2 separate regions of the Homo sapiens genome follow, and region 1 is linked to region 2. The links are chromatin contacts, found by Hi-C or POLR2A ChIA-PET in ENCODE. All regions are on one chromosome and are shown on one strand. Each heading gives the region's core, a stretch centred on a gene start or an enhancer-like site at or near the end of the contact. The rest is flanking DNA. Distances are from core to core; before and after follow the strand shown.

The links. A loop is a pair of places that touch in the nucleus more often than their neighbours do. ChIA-PET counts read pairs that join two places held with the same protein, here RNA polymerase II (POLR2A). Pooled maps may share reads with other maps.
Region 1: a pooled map shows a loop between it and region 2 (2.8-fold over the local background). The contact joins the enhancer-like site here to the promoter of RPS21 in region 2. A Hi-C loop is called at or near these places in 1 of 50 pooled maps. POLR2A ChIA-PET finds 5 or more read pairs at or near these places in 5 of 52 experiments (BJ, Caco-2, OCI-LY7 and 2 more).

The regions. Positions count from the first base shown.
Region 1 is chr20:62,569,098-62,574,444 of GRCh38, forward strand. It overlaps MIR1-1HG (MIR1-1 host gene), which reads left to right. Exons shown (of 4, transcript NR_171007.1): 4 at 1,347-1,667. It also overlaps the pseudogene RPL7P3. Among named protein-coding and RNA genes, the nearest start is that of MIR133A2, 6.9 kb to the left of the region's middle. RefSeq lists enhancers at 207-708, 3,011-3,140 and a silencer at 2,731-2,820. Within about 2 kb of position 1,519, at least 2 of the 41 ENCODE cell types and tissues checked have a DNase peak (open chromatin) inside an H3K27ac peak, as active enhancers do.
Region 2 is chr20:62,382,512-62,388,352 of GRCh38, forward strand. It overlaps RPS21 (ribosomal protein S21), which reads left to right and starts at 4,592. Exons shown (of 6, transcript NM_001024.4): 1 at 4,592-4,625; 2 at 4,810-4,877; 3 at 5,100-5,163; 4 at 5,332-5,403; 5 at 5,798-5,841. The coding sequence starts at 4,828. RPS21-DT (RPS21 divergent transcript) reads right to left here and starts at 4,478. Exons shown (of 1, transcript NR_186459.1): 1 at 3,792-4,478. RefSeq lists enhancers at 506-685, 3,730-3,779, 4,058-4,749, 4,750-5,441 and silencers at 4,130-4,249, 4,680-4,869.

The DNA.
Region 1 (5,347 bases), core at 269-2,768, 180 kb after region 2:
TGCAGTGGGTCACTGTGGAATCTCCCCTCTCCCCGCAGCCTTGGGTGGAGGGTGGGAGGTGTGTGCAGTTTCCCAGATGTCAAGGGATGAAGTAACGTAGTGTGTGTGTGTGCGTCTCCTTGTTCTGGGAGAAAGTGGTGTTGACCACAAACAAGCAGAAAGAAGGTTAAATTCTGCGACCCCAAGCAGCCCCTGGTGAGATGCCAGGCACTTCCTTCCAGACTTTTTTTCCATACGTAGCTCAGTTCATCCCCATCCCACCTCCCACCACACACACTAAGGCAGCGGCCACAGGGCTGATAAACAGCCCTTTCTGCAGAGCAGTGCCTGGGCCCCCTCCTGTATCATCAGTGGCTCTGTCCACCTTCCTGCCCGAGGTCCTGGGGTCAATGCAGTGCCAACACGCCATCCATGACCAATGCGAGCAACCTCACTGCTGTCCACAAATGCTCCTGTGCCAAGCCCTGGGCACAACGTTGTCCAAACTCTGCTGGCTCTGACATGCCTGTGGTTCCATGGCATCACCAAAAACATCCTGACTTCCTTCCTCCTGAGCATGGGATGGAGGCAAAGGCCTGAGCAGCCTCCCGTGGGTCACCCACCACGCCTGCTGCGCCCACCGCACCTGCTGCGCCCACCGCACCTCCTGCACCCACCACACCTGCCGCCCCTGCCGTGGCTCCCGTCCCTCTGCAGGGCCCTACTTCCCTCTCCTCAGCAGCTCGCTCAGGCGCTGTCCATCTCCCACCCCAGCACCCTGTCCCTCCTCAGGTCCTGCTGACCGGGCGGCCTCTGGTCTGCAGCAGGGCACACGGGCCACCAAGCGCTAGGCTGTGGGGTCGCTTGTCGAGGTTGTCTCTCCCAGCCCCTTGCTCCCGTGTCCGTGGCCTGGGACTTCCTCCAGGTGTATTTGTGGAGGAAGCCAGAGAACGGGGGCAGGGTGTGGACAAGCCTCCGAGGGCCTGAACAGGAGGCGGGGTCCCAGGCAGAATGGCCAATGCGGCCTCCCAAGTTTCAGGAACAACCCGTGATCTGGAAGCTTTGGAAACTCTTGAAGACAAGGAGCAATGACCTGGGTTGGACCAAGGATTCCAGATCCCTGCTCTGCTGCCTCCAGTGGGAACACCCACACGCCCTCCCCAGGACCCCTGGGCCGACCACCTGGGTTTGTGTGTTTCAGTCCTGGATCTTGAGCCCTTAGAAGAGACCCTGCTCCCACCCCGGCCACTCCGTCTCCTGCTTCCTCACTTTGTGTCCACTTGTCCCAGCGTGCTGGGGGCGAGGCTGGTGCTCTAGGACAGAATTCTGGTCCTGGCTCCTGCCCTGGGTTTTTTTTTTTCCTGTAGGTCAGCCCTGAAATGTCCATTACTCACAAAGAAAAGGAAAATGCTCATTTGAAAGAAATTCTTCTCTTTGTCAATGCTGAGGCATTCTCTCAGCCCCAGCCCCACAGTGCTCCAGTGTGTGAAGGGCAACAGCTGACGGGGAAGTTCAGCACATCTGTGCTGACCAGGGCTGGAGGCGATGCCAGTCCGTGCAGCTGGGAACGCCTCCTCTGCTATGGCTGGAGCCACTGCTGAAGGGACTCCACCTGGCACCTATGCCACCAATGGCCCCTGAACGGGTATCTAGGCCCACCCTTAATAAAGATGAGCTGCTCATTCCCAGTTTCAGACCTTGTTTATCCTCCCCAGCTCCCCAGTGTGTTCTGGGGGAGATCCCTCCACTGTCAGACAAAAACTTCAGAATGACAGCGGTCATGCCACCGAGCACCAGCAGCATTGGCATGTGCTTCTCCTCGTCAGTGCGCCTCTGGCTCAGTCCAATGCCAAGCACTTACAGCTGGGGAAACACACACAAGCACATACACACCCCATACACTGGCACAGGCTCACATGTGCACACACCCACACATGTGCAAACACACACACGTGCAAACACACACACAGAGGCACATGCACATTCTCACACAGGCACACACAATGCACACATGCACGATGCACACACAGGCACACACGTGCACACCCAGACACATGCTTACACATGCACTTACCTGCACATTCCCACACACGGACATGCAGGCACACCCCTCCACACACACATAAACGCACATGTATGCACAGCTTCTCACAGATACACAAAGCAATGCAGGTACTCATGTATGTATACATGAGTACACATGCATGCACACAGGCACACACATGTGCACAAACATATATATGCACACACCCACACATGCACAACACACACACATAGGCACACATGTGCACACACTCACATGCACACACGCTCCCATCCCCCCACCACACAATCACACAGACGCCTAATGCCTCGCAGCAGGTGAGACCACCCATCAGTAGGATTAGGGGCCAACAGAGGGTTCCGGCAGCAGACGCAGGCAGTTTGGAGAAGGGGCTGGGTGTGAGCTAAGGCAGACAGGGGAGGCTGAGTGAGGGAGGAGGTTGGGTCCCTGAGGTGGGGGAGGGGGATGGGTGGGAGGTGGCTGAGGGAGCTTCCCTGAGAAGCTCAGAATGAGGCAGTCACATGGGGGGTTGTTTGGGCTTTCCCAGGTGAACCCTGTGCTTCCCCCTTCCCTTCCCTCTCCCTCTGTGTTCCCCTCCCCAAAGCTATGGCCCCTCACCACCCCTCTGCCCTGGCACCTCAATGAGACCCTGTGGAAGTTCCTGTAGACAGGAAGTGGGATGGGACCTGTGGGGAGGTGGGGCCTGTGGGGAGGTGGGGCCTGTGAGAAGGCGGGGCCTGTGGGAAGGCGGGGTCTGTGGGAAGGCGGGGTCTGTGGGAAGGTGGGGTCTGTGGGGAGGCGGGGCCTGTGAGAAGGTGGGGCCTGTGGGAAAGTGGGGCCTGTGGGAAGGCGGGGTCTGTGGGGAGGCAGGGCCTGTGGGAAAGTGGGGCCTGTGGGGAGGCAGGGAGCCACGACAGCCTGCCAGCTTTGCCTAACTTTTTATAACAGCTTGATTTTAAAAATGTTTCAAGTCTGTTTCAGTCTGTAGGTCCCTCCTGTTGCTCTCTCTTTTTTTTTTTATAATGTGTCTGCTGAAGGACCAGGTCGTTTGGCCTGGGGTGTGTCATGCATCAGGATTGCTGGTGGCGCCCTCTTGGTGCAGTTCTGCCTGTTCCTCTGTCCTCTGAGCTTCCTGTGTGCTGGTGGCTGGACCCGGAGACTCCTCCCACTCAGGCTGCATCCCTGCAGCAGGAACCCAGGTTCTGTTTTGTCCCCCCATCAGGAGGACACAGGTCAGGGCTGTGCACTCCTGGAATGGTGGCCAGGCTTGCTCTGTGCCTCAAGCCACTAATCCATCAAGGTTGCAAGACGGTGATGTCCTGAGTCTGGAAGTTCTTTTTCACTTATTTGTCGGGATACCTTTATGGAAACTCTTCTCCTCCACGCAGTCTCATCCCCAGTGCCACTGTCCAGAGGAAGCAGGATAAAGGCACAAATCTTCTCCTGCAGCCGCCGCTTTTCAGGAAAATGCACCAGGTCCCCGAAGCCCTCCTGAGGATTGGCTTGCTCGATACCACTGTGCGCGCAGGCCCCTTTCCAGCAGGAACTGTGGACGGCATCGAAGGGAAGAGAAGGTTCCTGCTGCACCAGAAGCCCCTTATGGAGCAGTGAAGGATTTCACAGAACTAAAGATCAGGTGCCTGAGACAGGAGTTTTTAAAAAGATGCTTTGAAAGCCAAGGGGGAAGCTGAGTTATGAGAAAGCTTTGCACCACCGCAAGGAATACAGAGCCCAGAGCTGGGATCCGAGTCACTGTGGCACTGGGACAGAGGCACTTCGTCGTACGCACCTGGGAGCCCAGACTGGCCTGGCCATTGGCAGCAGGGGGTCCCCGGTGTGGGCTTGCAGCTTGTTCACCTTTACTGTGTCTTCAGGGGCACATCTGTCCATCTCAGCAAGGCTTCAGTGAACGTGCCTTCAGGACGTGGAAGCAGACACCGCACTGTGTCGGGGGCCTGAACACGAAGTCGGTAGAGGAGCAGGTCTCCAGGCACGGCTCCGGCAACACCAACAGGAAGCGGGCCACCTTGGAGAGCGCTCTTCCACTGCTGGAGTTCCTGGTCAATACGGCATCGTCTGCGTGGAGGGTCTGATGCATGAGATCTACGCTGCTGGAAAACACTTCAAAGAAGCAGACTACCTCCTGTGGGCTGAAGTTCTCTTCTCCACCAGGTGAAATGAAGAAAAAGCCCACTCGTTTTGTAGAAGGTAGGGGTGCTGGCAGCCAGGAAGACCAGACCAGCAGGCTTTCTAGCAGAATGAACTCAGGTCTACATCATTATTTTTGTAATCTGGTAAGTTAATAAATGGTGACTGCCTTTGAATTTAAAAGAAATATGTATCATTATGGATTCATGAACCGAAACGTGTTTGGTAGGTCTCAGTCCACTGCAATTATTATCATCTTTGCAGCTCAGATCGTCCTGTCTCTGGCCAGGTGTGTCTCATCGGGTGGACCCCACGTCCTGCGTGCTCTCTCAGGGTCAGCTTGGTTGTCATATAATTTACATACAAAAAAAATGCACAGATTTTAAGTGTGAAGTTTGTAGAGTTTTAACAAATGTTGAGTTTTACACTCATGCAACCACCATCACAACCAAGATCTGGAAGATTCCATCAGTTCAAAAACTTCCCTCATATACCTTGGCAGTCATCCCCTTCCTCTGTCCCAGCAATCATGGACTAGCCAGCATGGATCAGATCTGTTTCAGCTGGAACTTTCTAAATGGAATCATGCAGTGTGTGGGCTGTGTGCCTGGCCTCTTTCAACATCATTTTAAGACTCTTCTGCGCTGTTGTGTGTTTCCATAGGTTTTGTTCCTTTTCTTTGCTGAGAAGGGCTCCATTCTATGACGACACCATTGGCCTGCTGATGGGCATTCGAGAGTCTCAGCCTCCACAGGGTGCAGAGGGCAGAGGCAGGGCTGCAGGAGCCACATGGGGCTGGTTGCTGTCACTCCTGCCATGCTGGGTTGGCTGGGGATAGAAACTCAACTCAGAAGATGAATCAACTTGCTTATGTGGCCAAGAGGTCTGAAAATAGGGCTGGATCCAGAACCCAAACCATGTCATCAGAAATCTTTCTCCATAGCTCAGCTCCACTTTCCTTGGGGCTAGCTTCACTCCTGGCAGGCTGTCTGCAGGCGGAGCAAAATGGACACTGAGATTTCAGGCTTATATATCTAATCGGTGGGACAGAGAGGGAGGAGAGAGGGAGAGAGAGAGAGAGAGGTGGAGGGGGAGAGAAAGATGCAGAGAGAGACAGAGAGAAAGAGACAGAGAGTGAGAGACGCACAGACAGAAAGAGACAGAGTGAGAGAAAGA
Region 2 (5,841 bases), core at 3,342-5,841:
GAGGCACAAACCTGGGGTGACACTGGCAGTCAAAGTTATATATAGCAATTGCGGGGCAGAAGCAGGTGTGAGTGTGCTCTCAGGTGGATGCAGGGGCACTCAGAGACCCTGACTGGGATCACCCTGCAAAGGCAGCAACTGCTCTGAGCCGCTGGGGGCTGCTCTAGGATTCTGCAAAAAAGGCTCAGGCCGACGGTGTCTTCGAGTGCTAGGTCCTCCTGCCTCCTCAATCCCTCCTTCACACCTGCCCTCTGGCCCTTTCCCACGAGACCCACTGGAGGCCCAGTAAACAACTTACTGTACAGACAGCGGGTGGAGGGATGGAGGGGAGGGGCTCAGCTCCCTTCAGCCAGCCCCGTCCCTGCTCCAGCACTGCTCTCAGACACCACCTAGTGGCTTCTGGGGACAGTGCTGGTGGCCCCAAGCCTCCTGACAGGTAAGCAGTGCCACCTCCTCTGCAGGCCCCTGGAGGCTCTCCTGATGGAGCGACCCAGACGGCTTCCCTCGGGAGGACACTCCCCTCTCTGTTTTGGGGGTCTGCGATTTTGTACAGAAGGTTTTCTTAAAGAAGTGCTCATCCAGATTTCGTGGGCTCAGGAGATTTAGGTTGCAGAGGTTTCCCTTGAAGAACTCAGCCTTGGAGACCCGGCGCCCAGAGAGCGGACTTCAAGCTTTGTGTGAGTGAGTGCGTCCTAGAGTCTTGCCAAATAGCACCTATAGTCTCTGTAAAATTTTTGAGCTATAATTGATGCAAAATAAAATCCACTTTTTAAAGGATACAATTTGACGTTTTGACTTTTTTTTTTAAGACAGAGTCTTGCTCTGTCGCCCAGGCTGGAGTGCAGTGGCGTGATCTGAGCTCACTGCAAACCTCCGCCTCCCAGGTTCACGCCATTCTCCTGCCTCAGCCTCCTGAGTAGCTGGGACTACAGGAGCCCGCCACCATGCCCGGCTAATTTTTTGTATTTTTAGTAGAGACGGGGTTTCACCATGTTAGCCAGGATGATCTCGATCTCCTGACCTTGTGATCCACCTGCCTTGGCCTCCCAAAGTGCTGGGATTACAGGCATGAGCCACCGCACCTGGCCAATGTTTTGACTTTTATATGCAACTGTGAAACCATTGCCATCATCAAGACAGCATATACCTCCCATCACTCCCCGCGTTTCCTGTGTGTGTCTGTAATCCCATCATCAAGACAGCATATACCTCCCATCACTCCCTGCGTTTCCTGTGTGCGTCTGTAATCCCACTTGCTCACCACCCCACCCCAGGCAACCACCAACATGATTCCTGTCAGTTTTGATTGGTTTGCATTTTCTAGAGTTTATACAAATAAAATCACACAGTATGCTGTCTTTCGAGGGGGACGTACCATTATTTATCCATCTGCCTGTTGGTGTATGTGTGGATTGTTTCCATTTTTGGCTATGACACATAAAGCCTCGATGAACATTTCAGTACCAGTCTCCGAATGGACATATGTTTTCTTTCCTTTTTTTTTTTTTTTTTGAGACGGAGTCTCGCTCTGTCGCCCGGGCTAGAGTGCAGTGGCGAGATCTCGGCTCACTGCAACCTCTGCCCAACGGGTTCAAGTGATTCTCCTGCCTCAGCCTCTCCAGTAGCTGGGATTACAGGCGTGCACCATCAGGCCCAGCTAATTTTTGTATTTTTAGTACAGACAGGGTTTTGCCATGTTGGCCAGGTTGGTCTCCAACTCCTGACCTCAGGTGACCCACCCGCCTTGGCTTCCCAAAGTGCTGGGATTACAGGAGTGAGCCACTGCACCCAGCCTGGATACAGGTCTTTTATCAGATACAGGTTTTGAAAATATTTTCTGCCAGTCTGTGGCTTTCTTTCTTTCCTTCCTTTCTCTCTCTTTTTTTTTCTGGGTCTCCTGTCACCCAGGCTGGAGTTCTGTGGCATGATCATGGCTCATTGTAGCCTCCACCTCCTGGCTCAACTGATCCTCCCACCTCGGCCTCCTGAGCATCTGAGACTACAGACACACACCACTACATCCGGCCAATTTTTAAATTTTTTTGTAGAGGGGTTTCACCATGTTGCCCAGGCTGGCTGGCCTCAGACTCCTGAGGTCAAGCAATTGCCTGCCTCAGCCTCCCACAGTGCTAGGGTTACAGGCATGAGCCATCACTCCTGGCCTCTAATCTGCTTTTTTTGATGTGTCTTTGTCTGATTTGGGTATCAGGATAATACCGGCCTCATAAAATGATTGGAAGCATTCCCTCCTCCTCTATTTTTTGGAATAGTTTCAGTAGGATTGGTATTAGTTCTTTAAAAAATGTTTGGTAGGCCAGGTGTAGTGGCTCACGCCTGTAATCCCAGCACTTTGGGAGGCCAAGGCGGGCAGATCACGAGGTCAGGAGTTAAAGACCAGCCTGGCCAACATGGTGAAACCCCATCTCTACTAAAAATACAAAAATTAGCCAGGCGTGGTAGCAGACCCCTGTAATCCCAGCTACTCTGGAGGCTGAGGCAGGAGAATCGCTTGAACCTGGGAGGTGGAGGTTGCAGTGAGCCAAGACCGCACCACTGCACTCCAGCCTGGGAGACAGAGCAAGACTCCGTCTCAAACAAACAAACAAACAAACAAACAAACAAACAAAAACTAAGAATAGAGCTGCCATAAATAAAGCAATCCCACTGCTGGGCATATACCCAAAAGAAAGGAAATCAGTATATGAAAGAGATACCTGGCCGGGTGTGGTGGCTCATGCCTGTAGTCCCAGCTACTGAGGAGGCTGAGGCAGGAGAATCACTTGAACTCTGGGGGCAGAAGTTGCAGTGAGCCGAGATCGCACCACTGCACTCCAGCCTGGGTGACAGAGCGAGACTTTGTCTCAAAAAAAAAAGAAAGAAAGGAAGAGATACATGTGCTACGATGTTTATCACAGCACTATTATTTGTGGGAGCTAAAAATTAAAACAATTGAATTTGTGGAGACAGACAGTAGAAAGATGGTTACCAGAGGCTGGGAAGGGTAGAACAGTGGGAGGAGGGGGGCAAATGGGGATGGTTAATGGGTATAAAAAGACAGAAAGAATAAGACCTAGTGTTTGATAGCACAACAGGGTGTCTACAGTCAATAATGATTTAATTGCACATTTTAAAATGACTAAAAGAGTATAGTATTGGATTATTTGTAACGCAAAGGATAAATGCTTGAGGTGATGGATGCTCCATATACCCCATGTGATTACTACGCACTGCATGCCGGTATGAAAATATCTCATGTGCCCCATAAATGTACACACCCACTATGTACCCAAAAAATTAAACATAAAAAAACTTTTTTTTTTTGAGACGCAGTCTTGCTCTGTCGCCCAGGCTGGAGTGCAGTGGCGGGATCTCAGCTCACTACAAGCTCCGCCTCCCGGGTTCACGCCATTCTCCTGCCTCAGCCTTCCGAGTAGCTGGGACTACAGGCGCCTGCCACCACGCCCAGCTAATTTTTTGTATTTTTAGTAGAGATGGGGTTTCACCATGTTGGCCAGACGGGTCTCGAACTCCTGACCTCAGGTGATCCACCCACCTCCGCCCAAAGCGCTGGGATTACAGGCCTGAGCCACCGCACCTGGCCACTGAGTCTTAAGTTTTCTGAGGCTAGTTCTACATCCTAGGATCATGTCCCCCGCCCAGAGAAGACCCCAACATAGGCCGCGCTGCTCCCTCCGTCTACCGGTTTGGAGCTTCTCCTGGCAACAGGGTTCAGGCTACTAACAAGGCCTTCCTCAAGACCCCACCCATAACCAACGACCATACTTCGTGGGTCCATCTTTGTAACATCTTTACTTCCTTGGAGCAAATTCCCAGGAATGGGTTTTCGGGGTCCAAGGGTATGCACCTCTAGCACTACGACAAACGCGGCCAACACGCTTCAGGGAAACGGTGCCCCAGTTTGCATTCTGCTTCCCCTGCCCTGCCCTGGGGGTCTGACTGGTGAAACATGGGATGGCAGAGTGGTCGGGTGTTTCAGATTCCACGGTGGGCCGGGGTCTTTTCCTACCCTCGGGAGCCGTCTGAATTTCTCCTCTGCCGAGTTCCTGCGGGTGTCCTTCGCCCACCGGCCCGGGGGAGTGAGTAGCAGGCACCAGGTGAGCAGGCCTCCGCTCGCAGCGGCTACGTGCACGGGCAGGAGCACCGCCCCACGCCCCAGGTGGCCGCAGGGTGAGGGGACCGGAGGGCGGGAGGCGCACAATGGGGGGCACGCCCGTATCTCTAGCCCGGCCGGCAGCGGGCAGCGAGGCTCAGTCCTCGCCCCTTCTCCCAGCTGCTATTCGGGGCTCCCGAGGCGCTCAGAGGGGTCGACTGCGTCCGTGGGGCACAACCCAGGGGCCAGGCTAAGACGCCACACACGGCAACGACCCTCAACGACAACGACCCCCACGACGCCCCGCGCCCCAGGGCCAGCAGGCTGGGGTCCGAGAACCTCCTTGCCGGAAGCGGAAGTGCGTCACGGCGACGGCCGGCAAGCACGCACCGCGCAGACTCGCTGTGGTGGCGTGACCCGGAAGCGCTCGCCGAGGCCCCTCCTTGCCCGCCGATATCTCTGCCGGGTGACTAGCTGCTTCCTTTCTCTCTCGCGCGCGGTGTGGTGGCAGCAGGTGTGGCGCGCGGCGCGGGCTTCGGGCTCAGGGCTGGGGCTGGGGCGGGAGTGGGGGCTTGGACGCGGGGGACGGGGTGCGGGGTGCTGGGTGCGGCTGGGGCCGTGACCCTAGGGGCCGGTTTGCGCCGGGAGCCGGGGCACGGTTCCGGCCGTACTCACGGCGCCGCGCGGTGACTCCCCAGGCGCAGCCCAGCCTCGAAATGCAGAACGACGCCGGCGAGTTCGTGGACCTGTACGTGCCGCGGAAATGGTAAGCGCCCCCCACATGCCTCTCTTCCGTCCTTACCTAACCACCACGTCCCCTCGCCTGCCCTTGTTCCCCCACACCCCTCCCGTCCTTACCTCGTCACGTCCCTAACTTGTCCTGCCCCCGACGTTACTCTTTTCCATTCATATACCCCCAACCTCCCTCGTCCCCTCTTTCATTCTTACCGCCCAAGTCCCCTCTGCTCACTGCGCCCTTTCTCCACAGCTCCGCTAGCAATCGCATCATCGGTGCCAAGGACCACGCATCCATCCAGATGAACGTGGCCGAGGTGAGCTGGGAGCCCGGGAGGCGGGAAGGTTGTGATATATGTGCGGGAAAGGCAGGCTGTCCCATTGTGGAGGAGCCCCTGGGGTGAAGGTACAGGCAGAGGCTGGCTTTGAGGATTGGTGTTTCCCAAACCTGGGGGAGTGGTTTGTGACCCTTCTTCTCTTTCTAGGTTGACAAGGTCACAGGCAGGTTTAATGGCCAGTTTAAAACTTATGCTATCTGCGGGGCCATTCGTAGGATGGTGAGTGTTTCCCTGGGCTTTGCTCATCACTTCGGGACATCGTGGACTTTACCGTGCGCATTGGAGTGTGTGATGGTGCCTGAGTAGATCTGCTGGCAGAGTAGTTTGAGCCAGCTGGACTGGGCTGGCCGCCTGCCGCTTCTTGAGGGTGGAAGAGGGGTGCTCTGAGAAGACACTCAGGCAGCAGACTCTGCCTCTCACTAGGAGGTGCCCCCCCGACCCCGCTCCACCATAGTCAGGCTGCAGGCTGCCCCGGGAGAGGTGGCTCCCCTTCTGCGCCTGTCTCCATTCGCTCAGCGGGGGAGAGACGTGGGCTGGTGGCACAGCTGACCTTCTGCCATCTCAGGCAGCCGGAGTGGAAATATTCTTAGTGTGCTTTTTTTTTTTTCTTAAGGGTGAGTCAGATGATTCCATTCTCCGATTGGCCAAGGCCGATGG